2 separate regions of the Homo sapiens genome follow, and region 2 is linked to region 1. A link is an interaction called in ENCODE POLR2A ChIA-PET data of the cell type or tissue named here. Cell type or tissue: GM12878. All regions are shown on one strand. Region 1 overlaps TRAK1 (trafficking kinesin protein 1). Region 2 has its middle 10 kb from the start of TRAK1.

The links. Peaks named below come from ENCODE experiments on the same cell type or tissue, not always from the same donor. Only the 100,000 strongest peaks of a DNase experiment are listed, where the experiment ranks them.
Region 2: POLR2A ChIA-PET joins it to region 1 with 5 read pairs; 5 of 35 experiments call an interaction of 5 or more read pairs at or near these places.

Annotation. Positions count from the first base shown.
Region 1 is chr3:42,194,035-42,199,034 of GRCh38, forward strand. TRAK1 (trafficking kinesin protein 1) reads left to right here. Exons shown (of 16, transcript NM_001042646.3): 10 at 770-907. Among named protein-coding and RNA genes, the nearest start is that of CCK, 70 kb to the right of the region's middle. RefSeq lists enhancers at 829-988, 1,914-2,023, 2,104-2,233. In GM12878, no CTCF peak of the experiment used is centred here; DNase peaks (open chromatin) are centred at 1,087 and 2,067; H3K4me3 peaks cover 2,151 bases; H3K27ac peaks cover 3,402 bases.
Region 2 is chr3:42,078,691-42,083,690 of GRCh38, forward strand. It overlaps a transcript of TRAK1 not described here. Among named protein-coding and RNA genes, the nearest start is that of TRAK1, 10 kb to the right of the region's middle. In GM12878, no CTCF peak of the experiment used is centred here; a DNase peak (open chromatin) is centred at 2,051; H3K4me3 peaks cover 1,509 bases; H3K27ac peaks cover 3,546 bases.

The sequences.
Region 1 (5,000 bases):
GTAAACCCAGTTGCACCTTGGTTCTGTGCCCACTGACACTGTTACTGGTTATGGGCACCTGTGTGGCAGGGCTCTACACCAGCTGAGCCTGGCACGTGCAGGTGTCCAAAAAATGTTCAAAGAAATGAAACAATACAACACAGAGCACTCTGGGAGAGGAATCTCACAGGTGTGGCTTGAAACATGGGTGTGACGATTTTCTTTTTCTTTCTCTCTTTTTCTCTTTTTGAGATGGGGTCTCATTCTGTCACCCAGGCTGGAGTACAGTGGCATGAGCATGGCTCACCGCAGCCTCGACCTCTCCAGGCTCAGGTGATCCTCCTGAGTATCTGGGACTACAGGTGTGGGCTACCACACCCACCTAATTTTTGCTTTTTTTTTTTTGAAAGATGAGGTTTTCCCATGTCGCCCAGGCTGGTCTCAGCTTCTGTGCCCAAGCAAACTGCCTGCCTTGCCCTCCCAAAGTGCTGAGATTACAGCTGTAAGCCATCATTCCTAGCCTGATTTTTCTTTTGCATGAAGTTGGTTTTGTTTCATTTGCCCATTGTTGGTATTTTAGAAGATTTCTGAGTCTGTAAGCTTGCCTCAAGTCAAAGAAAAAGCAAGCCTTTGAAAATTCTGTTATTTGGCCACAGGCGCACAGGGCAGCTGGTTCCACACGTGCTGGGGACTCTTAGATTGCTGTGTCTTTCTGGCCTTCGGATGGGCAGATGTGTGTACACCTGGGTGCTCAGGAGATCCTGACCCTCTGTGTCTTTCCTGCCTGCAGCTGCGTGAGCTGGAGGACAAGTACGCAGAGTGCATGGAGATGCTGCATGAGGCGCAGGAGGAGCTGAAGAACCTCCGGAACAAAACCATGCCCAATACCACGTCTCGGCGCTACCACTCACTGGGCCTGTTTCCCATGGTGAGCTGTGCTTTCTTCCCAGCCAGAGGACAGGAGGGGTTCTGGTGACAGGAGCACAGTGTCTGACATTCTGGCCACTGGAGTTGGGTGTTCACAGTTCGCTTCTCGTTGTACAGTTCAGATCTGAGTCTGAATCAAGGACACTTGAATCTGACTGGTGGTTTCTTAACTACATAAGACAAATTGGTTATTTTCTGTTCCTCTAAATCTGTGGTCTTTTCTACTCCTGCCATTAAAAGATAAATTTAGTAGGAACTTGCTTTAGTGGGAACCTGAGGTATTTGGAAGATCTGACTCATACAGGTTGAGCATCTCTAATCCAGAATGCTTCACAATCCAAAACTTCCTGAGCACTGACATGATGCATTGTAGACATTTAATAGACATTACGTTTAGACGGATAGTTGGACAGATAGACAGATGGCCTAAAGAGCAAACTCAAGAACTCCTGTGTATTCCAGCTCTATTTCCATGGTTTGATGAAATGCTAAATGCTCTCTGAGGAGAGAAGAGCTTTTGAGAGAAACTCCCCCAAGTGAGATAGGAGCGGATGGCTGCGTAAATGCTCGTGAGATTCTGTCCCTTCTGAAATTGGCCTTTTCCTTGGAGCTCTTTCCCTTCAGCCCCCATTGCTGACCCCCAGCAGATACTATCCCCATCCCCCACTCCTTGTTGTCTGGCCCACCTTCCCTAAATCGTGATTTCTTTTCTTCTTTGCTCCCATGCATCAAAGTCAGGAAGTCAGGCTAGAATAGCCACCACCCCCTCTCCGCCTCAAGAAGCTTCACTGAAATCTGAGGGAAACAAAAAGAAAGACATATAACATAGTCAGCTTTCTAGGGCACAGATGGGTGATCCAGTGATTCCAGGAATCTCAGTAAAAGCAGCAAAGAATATTCAGTCCCCCAAGTTCCCTGATCTAGCGCTAACCACACTTGGCTCACACGCTGGCCTGTGTAGCTTTGCAGGCTCCTTACCTGGGTTCCCTCCTTCCTGGCTTGTCATCTTGGTGCAGTGAGCTCCTGGCGCTGTCTTGTTTCCTGGGCACCCAGGATCCACTCCACTGCCTTCCCCACTCTCAAGGGCAGACCTCTCTTTGAAAACTGAACTATTGTGTGAGAAAAGTCGAATTGAAATTTGCATTTCAGTTTCTTTTTGAGGGATTCTCAGCTTTCATATTTGCTGAGGTAAAGTTTTTGTTTGCCTTTTTCTGTAGCTCTTGGCACAGCCCAGTTTTTGAAGATGGCTATTTTTAAAGTGTATTATGCATTAAAGGTATTTAAAGCAGTCTAAAGATTGCATCATGCAGAACGCCCAGATCTGCCTCTTTTGCTCCTAGCCATTCTAATCGCTGAATAAAACAGTGAGTAGCAGTTTTTGCACAACTATGTTCCCAATTCTCTTGCCCAATGGCAGGAGTTCATCTGGGATCCACAGACGAAATTTGGGGGGGGCCTGTGAAATTAGTTCCTAATTGTACTCAATATTTCCTTCCTGTATGAAGGTCACCAGGTCACAGTGATATTAGCACTGCTTGTGACTTTGTCATCATTAGAAATCACAGGTATTTTTATGGCACATTTCTTTTTCTCTTCTTCTTTTTTTTTTTTTTTTGAGACGGAGTCTTGCTCTGTCATCCAGGCTGGAGTGCAGTGGTGCGATCTTGGCTCACTGCAACCTCCCTCTCCTGAGTTCAAGCGATTCTCCTGCCTCAACCTCCCAAGTAGCTGGGACTACAGGCATGTGCCACCACGCCCGGCTAATTTTTTTTTTTTTTTGTATTTTTAGTAGAGATGGGGTTTCACCATGTTGGCCAAGCTGGTCTCGAATTCCTTACCTCAGGTGATCCACCCGTCTCGGCCTCCCAAAGTGCTAGGATTACAGGCATGAGCCGCCGCGCCTGGCCCTATGGCACATTTCAGTTGTTACAGCTGCCTCACAACACCACAGATGCTGATCTCCACTTCAAAATGACAGCAGTAACCAGTCCTGAACTAATTTCTCTCTCCTTTCTCCTCTCTCTCTCTCTCTCTCTTTCTCTTTCTCTCTCTCTCTCTCTCTCACACACACACACACACACACACACACACACACACACGTTGTTATATTGATACATATCTGCCTTCTTTTATAATCATAATTTTATTTGCCTAAAAATATTATTCCAGGAAGGAGTCCACAGACTTGCCTGGATTGCCAGAGGGGAGAGGGTCATGGCCAAAAACAAGTCACAGAGCCTGCATGTGACTTTTTCTCAGTATGGCTTTGAAATTACAGTCATCCCTGAGTATCTGAGGGGGATTGGTTCCAGGACCCCCTGCAGATACCAAATCCTTCAATGCCTAAGTCTCTGATATAAAAGGGCATAGTGTTTGCTTATAACCTATGCATGCCCTTCCACATACAAAAAGATCATCTCTAGATTGCTGGTAATACCTCATACAATGTAAATGCCATGTAAGGAGTTGTTATACTGTACCGATTTTTAAATTTGTATTATTTTTTGTTTTTTTTCCCCCCAAATTTTCTATCTAAGATTAGTTGAATCTGAAGAAGTGGAACCCACAGATACGGAGGGCTGACTGTAGTAATTTGACACTTCATTTTTCTTAAGGTGTATGAAGGTCCTTTCTTCTCTATTTGTAAATTATGTGGTGAATAACAGTATTAAAAAATAAGCTGGCTTAAAAGATGTCAGACTCACCTAGGGAAGTCCTTACTGGACATAACGTTTAATGGCAATCTGTGGGTAATAATTACAAAATAAAATGCATATTTGTGAACAAGGACTGAAAAAAGCCTGCTAGCCCTTTATTCATCTCACTTCCTGCTGACTCCTGTGGAGTCTCCCCGCTTGGTTCCAGCCTCCAGACCGGAGCATCCGCATGGACCATGAAGCTGCTGAGGTGGATGCCCTGGAGTCCCCAGGCGGTATCTGCTGGGAAGCCACTGGCCACATGTGGCTGTGCAAATTTAAATCAATTAAGTTAAAATATAATTACGAATTCAGGTCCTCAGTCACAAGCCACATTTCTTGTGCTCACTAGCCACCCCTGGCTGGTGGTTTCCACATGTACATATGTCCCAGCACAGAGGATGCGTCCATCATCACAGGTTGTTCTGTTGTTTAACATGAATTTAGCCTTTCCCTTCAGGTTATCCTCCATGGATATCCTCCTCTGGTGCTGAACTGGTGCTTTTCTGCACACACTTGGTCCTGTGGGTATCTACCATGTGTAAAGGATTGTGTGTTAGGCTCCACCTCCTACAGTGCTGAGTGATGGGTGGTACAGGAGAGGGGACATCCATCTGGCAGCCTTTAATGTTGAGTCTCAGCTTGAGGCCTGGCCCATTGGTGAAGTGAGAAGCCATCAGTGACTAGCCTTCCCCTGACCCACAAAGCTGGAGAGAGAAACATGTGAGCTGTTGAGAAGAGTGGCAAAGACTTACTGTGTTTGGTGTCTGCTTCAGAAAAAAATGTGAGATTCCTAGTGGAAACAGGAATCCTACATTTCCTGGGCAGGTTGTTTAAAGGTGGGTGGGCCATGGATAGTTGGCGGTGAGAGGAACTTCCCTTGCAGGAGGCCAGGGAGGATGAGAGCAGGGACCTAGAGATGGCAGTGCGTGTGACTCACGTCACGTCTGTAGAGACCCTCTCACTAGCACAGAACCAGAGTGCCCTTTGGAGGTGGGAAAGGCTTCCCCAGGAGCCGAAGTTGGAGGCCCTTGGTCTATTCTTGGTGTCAGAATCTTAGACACAGAGGGGGTGTGACAGACCCTGTAGACTAGGGGGACAATAGCTTTGTGTGGCTTGTATGGGCTCTGTTGCCATATCTCACTGTAAGCTCAGAGGTATTTGGAAATTCACCTGTCTCCATCATTCTGAACACATCACCCCTCCCTCATAAGTTCTGCATCCCATCTCGTAGCCATGGTTACAGCTCCATGGTTTGGCCAACGGAGCATAGGGTTTGCTTTTAGACACCTAATGGCATATGAGTCAGCAGCTTTACACTCAGTGCCCAGTGGCACTGCCACACTCAGAACCTGCCTGGGAAACTGCTCAGCCAGGGTCTCTGACAACAGAGAGTGC
Region 2 (5,000 bases), 120 kb before region 1:
TGCAGTGAGCCAAGATCAGGCCCCTGCACTCCAGCCTGGGAGACAGAGGGAGATTCCATCTCAAAAAAAAAAAAAAAAAAAAGAAAGAAAGAAAGAAAGAAAGATGAGGCAGAAGGGGAAGTCATGGAATTCCAAGTGTGAAAAGGATTCCATATGCTGTCATTGGCTCTGGAATGTGGGTGGGAGCCACTTGCAAAATCTGGAGAGAAGCCTCCAGGAGCTCATGGAAAGCATAAGGAACACAGGAACAAAGGCTAGTGCCCAGCTGACGGCCAGCAGGAAACAGGGACTTCAGTCCTACAACCACAAGGAACTGAATTAGACCGGCAACCTGAATAAGTGTGGATATCAGTTCTTTCCCAGAGCCCCCAGTAATGGACTCACACCTGTGACACCTTGATTGGAGCCTGTTGAGATGCATGCTGGATTTCCAATATATGGAACTGTGATCGGATAAATGGCTATTATTTCAAGCCACTCAATTTGTGGTAATTTGTTACAGTAGTAATAGAACACTGACATAATCCCGGAGAACAATTAGTCCCTTTTTGAAAACTTTTGCCATACTTGGACCTGCTTGTTTAGAATTGCTGAGTAAAATCCCTTGGTATATCAGATGCCTCTGCCCAGAAAGAGGAAACCTTGAAAGCTCAGGTACCTGGCTGGCCATGGAGGGGATCACCCAGGACTAGCTTCTCCTTGTCACCTTTTGGGCTTCAACCTGGTGCTCTGGTTCTCATTTTCTCCTTACAATCTCTGAGTTTGTCGTGAAGGAAGCTCCTTCTTCTTTTTTTTTTTTTTTTGTTTTGAGATAGAGTCTTGCTGTCTTGCCCAGGCTGGAGTACAATGGTGCAGTCTCGGCTTACTGCAACCTCTGCCTTCGGGTTCAAGCAATTCTCCTGCCTCAACCTCCCGAGTAGCTGGGACTACAGGCGCTCACCACCATGCCTGGCAATTTTTTTGTATCTTTAGTAGAGATGGGGTTTTGCCATGTAGGTCAGGCTGGTCTCAAACTCCTGACCTCAGGTGATCCGCCCTCCTCGGCCTCCTAAAGTGCTAGGATTACAGGCGTGAGCCACTGCGCCCTGCTGGAAGCTCCTTTTTTTTTGTTGTTTTTTTAACCCCTTGCAAAATCAGTGATTTATTGTTTACAAAGGGCAGCTCTGTCTGCTCGTGATCTCCTACTGGAAGTTACCTGTGTGTGGGTGAGAATAGTTTCACAATCATTGCACCAGGGAGTGGAGAAGGACTTACCAGGGTGCACAAATCCTTCTGCATTTCCACCTGCCCTCTTTTGTACTTCCTGGAGTGGTATAGCTGGAAGGCAGTGTGTTGAAGGTTGCTCGATCCCTTCCTTGTCCAGATGAGGGGTCTGAGGCCCAGGGACATAACACAGTTTCCTCAGTGTCACACAGCTTTGAGTTTTAGTTAAGGTTCTGAGTCACAGAAATGACATCGGTTGAGGGTAGCGGGGAGAAAATATTAGGAACTTGCACACGTGTATTTTGTCAGCAAATTTGAGTTCAGTAGCAAACTGGCATAACGTTGAACAACCGTGCGTTAAGTACTCTTGACAAACTGGGGGCCGGAATTGTTGATCATTGAGTTGAGAAGAGTGGGGCAGGGGACCTGGGCCACCCACCCCAGGCTCAGCTTCCATGTATACTTTATCCTACTACTATTCCTGGCACCTCTTTTGCTGAAAAATTGACCTGGTTGCAGAATTTCTCACTCCTCTGCTAAGAAAAATCCTGCCTTCCTGCAGCTCTCTAGGCAGAATTCAGTAAACTAAACAGAGGCGCTTTCATCTCTCAGGGCCATGCCATCCACTCTCACTTTTCTTAAGCCTTGTTTGTTTCCTCTGCCTGAAAGAAGCCTTTTGCCTGGTGTGCCAGGGTTTGCTGGAGCCAGAGAACATCCAGGGCAGTGGATGCTTTGTTCCTGAGCCCCTGTGAAACCTCAGAAATGCCTGTTTACATTAGAGTGAAGTTAGGCTGGCACCTTGGGGAAAGATTGTCACCTTTGCCCTACAAATTCCTGGGTGTCCCCAGAGGGCACATGCTGTGACTCATTCTTCAAGCTAGAAAGTGGGTGGAGGCCTTACAAACCAGCTTTTGAGTAGTCTGTAAATGAGGTCTCCTGATCCTTGAATTGTATCTGGGTCATTTTACATGTTTGACTATTAAACTACTCTTTTTTTTTGAGATAGGATCTCACTGTGTCACCCAGGCTGGGGTGGAGTGGCACAATCATGGCTCTCTACAGCCTCAACTTCCTGGGTTCAGGTGGTCCTCCCACCTCAACCTCCCTAGTAGCAGGGACCACAGACACATGCCACCAATCCTGGTCAATTTTTTGTATTTTTTTGTAGAGTTAGGGTTCCACCATGTTGCCCAGGCTGCTCTTGAACTCCTGGGCTCAGGCCATCCACCCGCCTGGGCCTCCCAAAGTGCTAGGATTATGGTGTGAGCCACTGGGCCTGGCCACTGTGAGCCACATTTGATGTATATTGGTCTGTGTTGAAAATGAAGTAAGGTTAAACTCGAGCCAGCCTAGAGAGCCCATGGGCTGTGGTCTGCATACTTGGAACACTTAGGAGTCCCTCAGGTGGTTTTCATTGATTTCTGTTAGTCCTCAAGGTTAGCAGTGTGAAATTTGGGAGTTTAGACCCTTTGGTTCCAGTATAAATGATAGAACCTGGGCTTTAAAGCTTCAGGGGATCCTCAGAGTCATTTGCACCAAACCCCTTCTTTCATTTGTTGTTATTTATTCTACAGACATTTACTTAGTACCTAATATGTGCCAACACCGGTCCATGCTTTCAAGGAGCACACAATTTTTTGGGGGAGATCAGCCCTGGACAAATGGTGGTCAATGGACAATGCATGAAGCTTGTGTCTGAGATAGAGAGGCATTCCCCAAAATGTACTCCATGAAACAAATGCCATGTAGATAGGTATGTGGAGAAAGGATCCATAGTAAAGTAGGTTTGGAAATGCTGGCATATGAATACTATAGTAGAACCAAGAAAGGTGCCAGATTCTGAGAATCTGGAAATTATAATGTTAATGACAGTAATTATTTTGAGAATCTAATTTGTACTAGACACAGAGGTAAGTGCCTTATATGGATAAGTGCCTTACATTTTACAGAATTCAGTAGTTTGGATGTGCCATAATTTATAACTGTTTTTCTACGAATAGAAATTTGGTTGTTTTCCACTTGAATTTACTGGGTGAAAGCTTAGTTTTGTCATTTCAAGAGGGGCCTCTCAGGCTTCTGAATAGCTTTGCCAGTTGCTGTACATGTAAAATGTTCTTTGGATTTCAGAACTGTGGCTTGTGTTTCCCTTTTGAGTCTTGAGTGAGGTGAGCATTTGCTGATGTCTCCAAATTTTGTTTTTTTCAGGAAGTGCTTATACTTAAAATATTTCTTTTGTAGCAGTATGTTTCTGGGTTAAGTGTCTGGCAGCTATAAATGGAAACATCGATACTAGGAGGAGAAACAGTAGTGATTTAGGGCTATTGATCATGATTTAGGCCATCTCCCTCATTTTATAGGTAGTGAAAGCGAAAGTTATATAAAGCTTGGTTGTAAAACCTCTTTAAGAAATCTTCACATATTAGGGCCAGGCCTGGCAGCTCACGCCTGTAATCCCAGCACCTTGGGAGGCTGAGGTGGGTGGATCACTTGAGGCCAGGAGTTTGAGACCAGCCTGGCCAACATGGTGAAACCCCGTCTTTATCAAAAATAAAAAATTAGCCTAGCGTAGTGGTGCGTGCCTGTAGTCTCAGCTACTTGGGAGACTGAGGCAGAATTGCTTGAACCTAGGAGGCCAAGGCTTCAGTGAGCCGAGATCGCGCCACTGCACTCCAGCCTGGGAGACAGAGCACAAAACCTGTCTCAAAAAACAAACAAACAAACAAACAAAAACCAGAGAAATCTTTACATATTAGAGCCTTTGTTAAAAAAAAAAACACAAAAAACCAAAATCATATTGATTTAAATGAAACTGTCTTAGTTTTCAGAAGAACAATTGCATTTTGCAAAGTGAGAAAGTATTTCCAACTTCTGTGTATGGATCAGATAGAATATGTCTAAGTACAAGTTAAAGAAGGCTTGAATGAGGGTTCAATTTGTTAATGCATTTTAAAACCTTTTCAAGACCACATTCATCATCTACTGTTTTTCTGCCTACAGCATCTTTCTATGTTGATACATTAATATCTGTTGTGATGCTTCCTCTTGGCTTGGTTGACTTGTTGATAGCTGTCGCATAATTAATGACTCGATCCTCTGTTGTGGCTTGTTAGGTTGTAGCATTTCACTGTGCCATACATCTTTGACCTATATATACTTGAGCCCGAGAGCTACAGTAAATTTTGTCAGGCTGTTCTTCCAAATGTATACTCCTCGCCTTATTCCAGTAATACATAAGACTATAAGTTTCCTAAATCACTTGTGAACTTGAGCATCGTTATATTTTTTAAATCTTTGTTGTTGTTTTTTTAAAATCACTGTGAAGTTTCCTTAAACTGGGTGTGTATGTGTGTTGTGTTTTGGCAGGGGGAGGGAATTTTTATATCCTTTGCCCATTTTTCTTTTGGGCTATCTGCTTTAGGTCTGTGAATGAAGTGCATTATTTACATGTTGATTTTAAGTGTTCCCGGTTTAATTTCCCTGCCAGTTTTACTTTACCATGTCTTCCTCACCTTTTGAGTTCTTTATGGTGACCTGTGTTAGTGAGAGCCCATGAGGTGTCATCAGCAGACTTGGATCCCCTCAGGACCATCAGGGTCTTTGAGTTTCTAAATATCTGCCAATTGTTTTTGTGTATAACAGTAGCTTAATTGGGTATAGAAGTCTTATGTGACTATCTTTCACTTAAATTTCTGAGGAACTGGCTGGGTGCTGTGGCTCACACCTTTAATCCCAGCACTTTGGGAGGCCAAGGCAGGTGGATCACTTGAGTCCAGTAGTTCCATACCAGCATGGGCAAC